Linked DNA regions of Homo sapiens: region 2 is linked to region 1. A link is a loop called in an ENCODE intact Hi-C map of the cell type or tissue named here. Cell type or tissue: mammary epithelial cell. All regions are shown on one strand. Region 1 overlaps AFF2 (ALF transcription elongation factor 2). Region 2 overlaps AFF2 (ALF transcription elongation factor 2).

Evidence for each region. Peaks named below come from ENCODE experiments on the same cell type or tissue, not always from the same donor. Only the 100,000 strongest peaks of a DNase experiment are listed, where the experiment ranks them.
Region 2: it touches region 1 in a loop (2.3-fold over the local background); 1 of 110 quality-filtered maps calls a loop at or near these places.

What each region holds. Positions count from the first base shown.
Region 1 is chrX:148,927,742-148,932,741 of GRCh38, forward strand. The region is part of intron 9 of AFF2 (ALF transcription elongation factor 2); the gene reads left to right. Among named protein-coding and RNA genes, the nearest start is that of AFF2, 430 kb to the left of the region's middle. In mammary epithelial cell, no CTCF peak of the experiment used is centred here; DNase peaks (open chromatin) are centred at 1,270, 2,110 and 2,790; H3K27ac peaks cover 1,427 bases.
Region 2 is chrX:148,869,352-148,874,351 of GRCh38, forward strand. The region is part of intron 7 of AFF2 (ALF transcription elongation factor 2); the gene reads left to right. Among named protein-coding and RNA genes, the nearest start is that of AFF2, 370 kb to the left of the region's middle. In mammary epithelial cell, no CTCF peak of the experiment used is centred here; a DNase peak (open chromatin) is centred at 2,270; H3K27ac peaks cover 1,691 bases.

The DNA of each region.
Region 1 (5,000 bases):
TTACCAAAGCACTGTCAAACTCCCTATTTTTGGAGATGGAATACATGATGTTACAATGTTTTTACACATTCACTATTGAATTGTACTTTATTTAAATAAAACAACATTGGGGAAGGAATCATTAAGTATATCAAACTGGCATCTTTCAGGTGGTATTTCCATGTGCTGAGTTACTGAAATGAATGCAAAGATGATCAGGGATTTTCACTGTATTCCTGAAGATACAGATGGTATCCAACATCTCCTCAATGAAGCCTTTGGCTCTGTTTTTCGTAAGGTTCCCACTCTGTTCATATGAAGTAGTGTATCTTAAATATAAACCTATCATCAGGTTTAGCAAATCAATACCATAAGAGTGTGAAATGTTCCCCAGAACTCTCTACAAGGGCATTTCACAGTAAAAGCAATTGAAAAAGAAGCTGCAATGGAATATCTTATGAGATAGCCATTTAGATCACAAAAGGGCCATAAAAGTCACAAGCAGTTTGTGTGAAGCAAGGTTCATAATATAACCATACAGGACTGGAAAGAAAGAGGAAAATTGCAAACCAATTTGTGGTTATAGCTTTTTCTGTCAATTCTACTGGGATTTAAAACTTGTAAAAGGTAGAAACTTCTGCCAGCTTACATTATGTAGAGAGACTGTGATAACCATAATCACAGTAGCCAAACAAACACCAATTATTTGAAGCCAATAAAGTCTTTATTAACTTCAAAGCAATTAGTGCTTCTTGGATTTATTAAGCCACAGAATGAGAAGATGCCACCCAAGACCATTTGTCAGCAACAAATTTGGGAGTCATCCCGGGATGCTTCATTTACACATTTCAAAATGGTTTTGCAATTGAAGGATGAATACTTTGAAGTTGAGTAGAAGAAAGAGCGGCCCTGCTTTGGGGAGCCCATAGAGGCTCCAAGATGGCACTCAGAAGCAGGCCCTGTTTGGTATTTAATGCTGTCAGACAACCTACCATGTCCATCATTTCAGGCTCTGCAGACCCAGCTAGCTTTCTCAAAGCAATTGCAGTAATAATTGCTGTCTATACTGAGGGCCTGCTGGGCACAACAATTTCTATATGCATCATCTCTAATCAGTTCATCAGCTCTGCAAGGCCTTATTCTCTTCTTATAGATGAGGAAACTGAGGCTGAGAAAAGTTAATTACTAGTAGTTGAGAATGGAACCCAAGGTTGCTTGGTTACCTCACTTGTGATCTTGCCAGGTTCCTCCTTCATTTGATGAGTCAGTTGATGGCCAGAGCCACACCACACACATTTTTCTACTTGAGTCACGTTGACATTACCAAATTGAGACTAATCTTCATGTCCTCTTAGACTGGAGGCAGGAGCTGACAGATCTCCTGGCTATATGTAATTCTGTATTTCTTGCTCTAGCTTTAAATTAATCTCTCCCAAACAGTAAGAAAACTAATTAGATTACAATTGCAAGTCTTTTAGCATGTATCTTTATGATTCACTGTTGATTATAAGCTGATGCACAGCCAGTCTATCCAGATCTTTATTTCCATCTGAGCAATAAAAGTAGTTTCTGGTTTCCCTTCAGTTAACATTTCTCTTTAAAGAGCAGCATTCCATTAATGAAGACATATGAAATGAAATTTTGTTGCTGCTGTACTCAATCTGATTTCTGCAAACAAATGAAAAGTATTACTGCCTCATTTAATATCATTAGGAAACCTGACATCTCATAATTATCTTTAGGTTGTAGTATAGCTGAGGCAAGAGTCCTAGTATTTTTGTGCCACTTGTGCATCACTGAAGTTCTTTCCTCAAGTGGCAAAACAGATTAGACCGGTGTTCTTGTCATCGGTCTATGTAGTCTTTCTGAGACCAGACGAAAATGTCTATTTCTGTGTTTTGCAAAATCTTCACTCACCCCAAGAATTCATGCCTGTAGAGCACTCTCAGCAGATCACTCACTAGTCGTAGCTTAGCTAAGAGTCTGGAACCCAGTAGGTATTATCCCCTTTCTTGGCTTATAAAAACCAAAGATGGGAGGAAACCCAGATTCAAGTTGTCCAGAGGAGTTCTGGAAGTCCCCAGGGCTCAAAGCCAGCTCTGAAAGATCCTACAAAATGAGTCACACTCTAGTACATGGAAGTCGGTGGGCATCCACTACTTGCTAAATTTATGGGCAGAAAGCACACTTTGCCTGAGTGTATGCTGCAGCATCATAGCCTTAGGCAGAACTGTGACACAAGAAGCTGGAGATGAGACAGACCTGAGCCATTCTGACACTGCTGTGTTTCTAACTCTGTGGCCTCAAACTAGTCTAGTTTCCTTCAAGAGCATCATGATTTTTACCGGCAAATGGGAATAAGTAAATGGAAGTTACAGTCTCTGCACTGGCTCCCTCACAAGGTCACTTCAAGGAACAAAGAGAGGATGTTCTTTGTCCAAATTATGTATAAGTGATAAGAGGCTATAAATTAACATGAGATTATTCTCATCATACAGTATCCAAAGAGGCAGGTAAAACATCAGGTCTCAACATGCCCTGGCCTACAGTAAACATTAGAAAATATCCTATGAATCTGGAAAATCTTTCACACTGAACTATACCAGCTTCCTTCATTAAAGGGGAAGCAAAGGCCAAAGGGGAAGCCCTGGTGGGGGCTGAAGTTGTGCAGGACACTTGCCATTTCTACACTGGAATGGAATTACTCAGGGGATAGCAGAAGCCCTCTGTGTTTCTGAGCCAGCCTAGGCCATTGTGAAATGTCCACTGTCCCAGCATTACCTCCCTGGCATAGAAACTAGTGATCACCTCAAATAGCCAGGGCCAATTAGCAACAGAACCTTGCCTGCAAGTCACTACATGTCCAAATGCTCTGTTCTCCATCCCCATTCACTACTGGCATTCTAAATGTCAAATTTCAATTGCGTTGGTCCCAAACCACGTATGTGTATCACAAATAAAGCAAGGACTCTTTGAGGCCTCTGGCTACTCAACCTGGAAAGATGTCTATCACCTTGCTAATCACTGACCTGAAGCTGATGAGGGTTTAAATAACACAGTGCTCCTGGTCCCATGGCCACTAAGGCAGTGCTATTTCTGCAGCTTCTGCTGGCTGACTTCAGATAGAGTCTTGGGATGAGTGATATTTTTGCAAACTGCAAATGCCTCTGAGTAATGGGTTTCATTCATTTCATCAAATACCACATTTTACAACTGGTTGTGCTAAGTGGACATTTAAGAATTCATATGCAGCCGGGCACGGTGGCTCACGCCTGTAATCCCAACAGTTTGGGAGGCCGAGGTGGGTGGATCACGTGAGGTCAGGAGATCGAGACCATCCTGGGTAACATGGTGAAACCCCGTCTCTATTAAAAATACAAAAAATTATCTGGGTGTGGTGGCACACGCCTGTGGTCCCAGCTACTCAGGAGGCTGAGGCAGGAGAACCGCTTGAACCTGGGAGGCAGAGGTTGCAGTGAGCCGAGATCACGCCACTGCACTCCAGCCTGGGTGACAGAGCGAGACTCTGTCTCAAAAAAAAAAAAAAAAAAAAAAAAAATTCATATACAAGCCATGTTTGTGATTTGCATTCTCAACACTGAGTTATTTCATAGTATCTGCCCATTGCAGTGCACTGATATTTTAAGTAATATCTCTGCTTCTTAGAGTAAAAATTTTAAAATGTGATGGTTATTATAGTCACTATAACCCATTTATCAGAGTGGTACAGTTATAAATTGTACTGCTCCAATTAATTTGTAACTTTAGTCACTATATAAACACAAATCACACCAACTAGCATCATCTTATTTGCATGTTTTACACAATTTTTATCATCTATAATGACTTACATTGTTGAAATAGATTTGTTAATGTTAGAAAGACAAAAGCAAATTACCTTGTTTTCTCTTGTAACTGTTAATAAGGTGAAGGCTGAAATGCATGTTTTTATTCTGCTGTAGGTATTATGTCATATTTGGGAAGGAGTGGGGTTCTCTTTCTGAAAATGCATTGGGAAATTCTGATTTTGACTGGGTGAGTGCTGGAGAACTAGTTCAGAACACCATTATGGGAAGAATCCACTCCAGAAAGAAAAGAGTGATGATCACAGTCTGTTCGGTCTTAAATCCAACAATTTGGACTGTTCATTTGCTACTTACATGTAATTGGGGCTTTATATTTTCTTTGTTGCTGTTGCTGCTACTGCTGATATCAGGAAACACGTCTTAGGCTAACGTCATCCTCAGTATGGCAGATATGTAGTAGACTCCACTGGGAGCCAAAAGACTAGCACTCTCCCACCAAATCTGCCTCCAACTCAGGATTTCACTGTTGTCAATTCCCTTTCCTCTCTGGGCATCAATTTATGCTCCTGCTGAGTGGAGGAATAGATGAGACATTCTCCAAGTTCAGCTCTAAAAAGTTTGATGGGAAATTTTATAAATTTGGATCTGCTTGTGAGGATGAATCATGGAACTGAAGGTACCGCTTAGGTTGAGATCAGGTATAGCCTGTGCAACTTAATCTTCTGAGAATTTCTCAGATTGGAAACAAGCTAGAATTATTCTGGATTTCCTGGGGATTCACAAGAAACTATAGGCCTGCTGAGAGGCTACTGCTCCTTTGTGGGTTTGAAAAGAATGATTTTCTTGGGCATCTACCACTCTATTTGTTGTTCCCTTTTGCATAATAGGAAGAGCTTTGGAGTGAGGTAGACCTAGATATGACTGCTAGCTCTTCCAATTATAACTTGTGATCACTGGCAAACTTACTTAAGCTACCTGAGCCTCAGTGTCTGGGAACCAGCTACACATTAAGAAGCCTTTCTTGCCCACCTTCCAGCATCAAACTCATAAACACAGTCTCTCTCCGGTTGGGTTAACTGGGTTCCAGCATTATTCCTATCTCTTCAAAGAATGACTGTGAAGATTGAGAACACTTGTGTGAAGTACTCAACCCCCCTACCACTGAGTAGTTGCTCAATAAATAGGTTCTTTTGTTCCTGTTTTCTGTTATTAGGG
Region 2 (5,000 bases), 58 kb before region 1:
ATTTTAAAAGATAAATGTTATATGTATTTTATTACAAAATAAGTAGATAGATTAAAAATAAAACAAAATAAATGAAGGAATGCATACATACATACATACTTAAACCAGTAGGAGGGACATGCCAGAGATGGTGAGCTCAGTTTTAGCTTTCTTAGGCTTGAGGCATTTGTGGAACATTGTGGTGGAACTGGATTTAGGTGCCAGGAGCTCAAAAGAGCGTTATAGCTGTCAGGGCTGTAAATACATTGCCTCAGCCCACCCATTTTGGAGAGCTGGGAAGGTAGGAACTGGGGCAAAGCCCTGTATTAGTTTCCTGGGGCTGCTATAACAGAGTACCACAAGTTGGAAGGCTTAAAGCAACAGGAATGTCCTGTCTTCCTAACTTCCAGATGTTAGAAGTCCAATAACAAGGAGTTGGTTCCTTCTTAGGATGTAAGAGAAGGATCTGTTCCAGGCCTCCCTCCTTGGCTTGTAGACATCTGTCTTCTCTCTCCCTGAGTCTCTTCACATACTCATCCTTCTATGGGTGACCGTATGCAAATTGCCCCTTTTTATAAGGACACCAGTCATATCGGATTAGGGATCACCGTAAGGACCTCAAGACCTTATCTCCAAATAAGACCACATTCTGAAATACTGGGGGTTAGGGCTTCAACGTATGAGTTTTAGGTAGGAACGCAATTCACCCCCTAACAAGCCCATTTCCTGAATTTCCCTTTTCTGAATGGCAGCAATTTTAACGATCCTCCAGTTGCAGTAGTAATCAGCTGCACAGTTCTGTCCCATCCTACGTAGAGGGAATTTAGGGGTACTTACCCCCAAAACCACTCTGGAGCTTCCGTCCATTCTTCTGCAATCTCTCAGAATAACATGGACTTAGGGAGCTGACTAAGAGTCATCTGCCTGCAGTCATTTTCAAATAACATTGTTATTGCAATTACCAAGTTGAGAAAAGCCTGCCCAACCACTACTTGGGCAATTGATAAGGTAATGAAAAAAACAAACAGATTTACTTTTTTATGTGAAGACAAAATGTTTGTAGGAAGCAGCTCTCACATTCTTTGTAAGCAGCTCTGCTCTGTGGATTTTCTCAGCATCTTTGACCAAGCCTGGCTTGTGACCATCTTGTTTTCCTATGGTAGTTCATTCTCTGTTTCTGTGGTGGGACACTGTGCCAAGAGAACTCGCTCAAGACCAAGAGACAGATCAGGCTGTTGTTCCACATTTTCTTTCCACTAAATCACAGTTTTCTTTCAAGGGAAGGTGGCTGTTGTGAAGCTGTCAAACTAGCTGTTAAATGGGTTGAAGTGAAGGCTCCTATTAACAACAGCAGCTATCTCTGTCACATTCAAGTTCTGCAGACAGTTACAAGGCAATTTGGTCCTGATAGGTGGGCTATTAAAAATAACAAAAGGCAAGAAGAATGAGAGAGGAACACCCTTTTTACTTCCTGGTTTCAAAACTAAGGGGGCAACTGAATATTTCACACATGGACCTAGCCTGCAGTTAGTGTGGCCTTCATAATCTCACAGGGACAAGGCATCCTCCCTCCCTGGGTGTTTTCCTTTAGCCAGGTCTGGGAATGGAAGGTGGCAGTGGGGGAGACAGCAACAAGGTCTCTATCAAGTTCAAGGTGGCCAAAGAGTTCTGAATGCTGATCATAATTGGAAACAGTGTCACTGGTGAGGGCAGTATGTGTGCTGTGTGTGTGTGGTTGTGGGGAGCGGGTGGGGGGCAGTGATGATGCCCTCTGCATGAGAAAAAGCAGTGTGGACAGTTTTACAGTGTCATATCCAAGACTGTGAAGGTTAGACGACAGACAACCGGAAGAGAATTAAAGGGAAATTATCTCTCAGCTTAAGGGAGCCCCAACTTAAATTGGATTTGTGAGTTAACATTTGCCTTACTGTGGGAGTTACATACCCGTACAGGGCCCTGATAGGAGCCTGGATACCTAACCCCTCGTGTCATGGTTTGGAAAATCAATTAGCCAGTGAAGGACCCGGCCTTGCGTAGACTCAGCAGAGGAGAAACTGCTGCAACCCAGGCAGTCTGCACCTCTGACCAGCAAGAATGGACACATTTTTCTTCTGTTGAAATAGATTCAGAGTCCCATTTTGCCTGTGCTTAATGAATTCATATATAACATGATCCTTACCCCAGCTTCTTCTGTAATCACTAAAATGTGAGCCTCCTTCCATCAGCCCTCACATCGTATTAGAGCAACTCATCCAAATTGGCAGCCCACATTAACCACATGCCTGCCTGTGGGTTTTATTGCGAATGGGGGCAGGTGATTTGTACTGTTGCGAGGAACATTGCACAGACAGATTCCTTCTTTACTACCCTCAGGTTTGGAAATTCCAAAGTCAGGGAGGAGGAGAAGAGTCTTTGCCCACAGGATCTTGGCTTGGTCTCCACCCCATCCAGACAGCTGTCTCTTTAATATAATGCTTTGTCTCTCCTGGAAAAGACAAAGCTCTTTTCCCTTGGTGAGGCTTCTGCTGGTCATATCAATTGCAGTTTTAATGTAGGGAAAAAATACAGTGAGAAAGAGATTAGGCAGGAAAAAATAGCTCTTTTTCTCTGTGTTTTTCTTGGCAGATATGTCTAGGAATGCATTGGAGACCTTCTGCCGTACTTCGTTATGCAGGACAGTAAGCAGAGTGGTTAGGGACATGGGCTTTGGAATCAGGCCACTGTGGATTGCCAGACCAGCTCTCCGTTCTTCTCTTGTCCAGCTGTGAGACTTTTTTTTTTAAAAAAGACGGCTCTATTTAGATGCATATAACATAAAACTTACCATTGTAAAGTATACAATTCAGTGTTTTCTAGTATATTCACAGAGTTGTGAAACCATCACCACTGTCTAATTCTAGAATATTTTTATCACCCCGAAAGAATCTTCATAACATTAGCAGTCACTCCCCTTGCCCCATCCCCCCAAGCCCTGGCAACCAGTCTCTTTCAGTCTCTACAGATTTGCCTGTTTTAGACATTTCATATGAAAGGAATCATGTGATATGTGGCCTTTGGTGACTGGTTTATTGCACTTGGCATAATATTTTCAAGGCTTATTCATGTTGTACCATGTGTCAGTACTTTCTTCCTTTTTGTAGCTGAATAATCATTCATTTCATGGATCTATCACATCATGTTTATCCATTCCATCAGTTCATTGACATTTGTGCTGTTTCTACTTTATGTCTATTCCGCGATGGTTAATGATGTTGAGCATCTTTTCATCTGCTTATTGGCCATTTGTCTTTCTGTGTCTGTCAGTCTGGGCTGCTATAACAAGAATCCCATAGGCTGGGTGGCTTAAACAACAAACACTTGTTTCTCACGTAAGTGGTGGTTGGGAAGTCCATGATCAGGATGCCAGTATGGTTGGGTTCTCGTAAAAACCCTCATCCTGATATCCTCACATGGTAGAAAGAGAATGAAAGGAAGCAAGGTCTCTTGGGTCTCTTCTTAGAAGGTCTCTAATCCCATCATGAGTATTCAACCGTTATGACCCAGTCACCTCCCAAAGACTCCACCTCCTAATATCATCACATTGTGGATTAGAGTTTCAACTCTATATGACTTTGAGGGAGGGGGACACACAAACATTCAGTCCACAGTGGTATCTTCTGTGGAAAAATGTCTATTCAGATCCTTCAGCCCTCACATCGTATTAGAGCAACTCATCTAAATTGGCAGCCCACGTTAACCACATGCCTGCCTTCGGGTTTTATTGGGAATGGGGACAGGTGATTTATACTGTTGAGAGGGACATTGCACAGAGAGATTCCTTCTTTACTACCCTCAGGTTTGGAAATTCCAAAGTCAGGGAGGAGGAGAAGAGTCTTTGCCCACAGGATCTTGCCTTACTGCAGGAGTTACACACCAGTACAGGGCCCTGATAGGAGCCCGGCTATCTAACCTCTCGTGTCATGGTTTGGAAAATCAATTAGCCAGTGAAGGACTGGGCCTTGCATAGACTCAGCAGAGGAGAAACTGCTGCAACCCAGGCAGTCTGCAATCCAGGCAGTGTGCACCTCTGATCAGCAAGAATGGACACCTTTTTCTTCTGTTGAAATAGACTCAGACTCTTTAATTGGGTTACTTATCATTTTATTGCTGAGTTTCCAGGGTTCCTTATAAATTCTGGATACTAGATCCTTATCAGATATATGACCCACAGATATTTTCTCCCATTCTGTGTGTTTTCTTCTTAACTTTTTTAAACCTGAATTTCCTCACTTGAACAGAGAAAATACCAGTATAACCTCCCAAATTTCATGGAGAGAGTCAATGAAGTGATCCATTAGCGCACTTAGAGAAATGAATGTCTGGCACACATTAAGCTTACCTCAATAAGTCTTAGTTATTATTAGCTAGTATTGGCTGACTTGGATTTATTGTGAGACAGAGACAAGGTGTAAGCCCTCAAGTCATAATTGTACATCTGACAGGTGTGATGTGAAAGGTTCAAAGTGCTTTGATTGAACTAACATGTTATTCCTAGGATGATTGGAGCAATTTTATTTGAGGGACTACATTTTTATTCTGAATAGATTTCCTAGTTCTAGATATTAAATACTAAGTCTTGGCCAGTATTGGGGTCTGCTATTCTCCACGTATCTATATTTACAGTTCTTTCTGATTCTATCTAGACAGCTAGTTACCTATCTATCAAGAAGGTGAGTCTATGAATAATAGGATAGAAATAGCCAAGTTCTGGGGCAAGTACTCAGAATTGGCACCCTCTTACCTGAAGCCAAATCAGGAAAGAGTAGAGCTCCAATTTCACAAGATGTTCATCCACTATATGTAAAACCTACTCTCATGTCTCTCTGTTGTTGCTTAAACTGCTTTCTTCAACCAGAGACCTGGTGATTTCCTCTACAGTGATTCTTTTAAGGCTGCTTCTAAATACATTGATATAAGAACCAGGCTCCAGTTTGCCTTAATATCAGTAATAGTGGAAGCAGTGGCATTTATCAAGTGCTCAC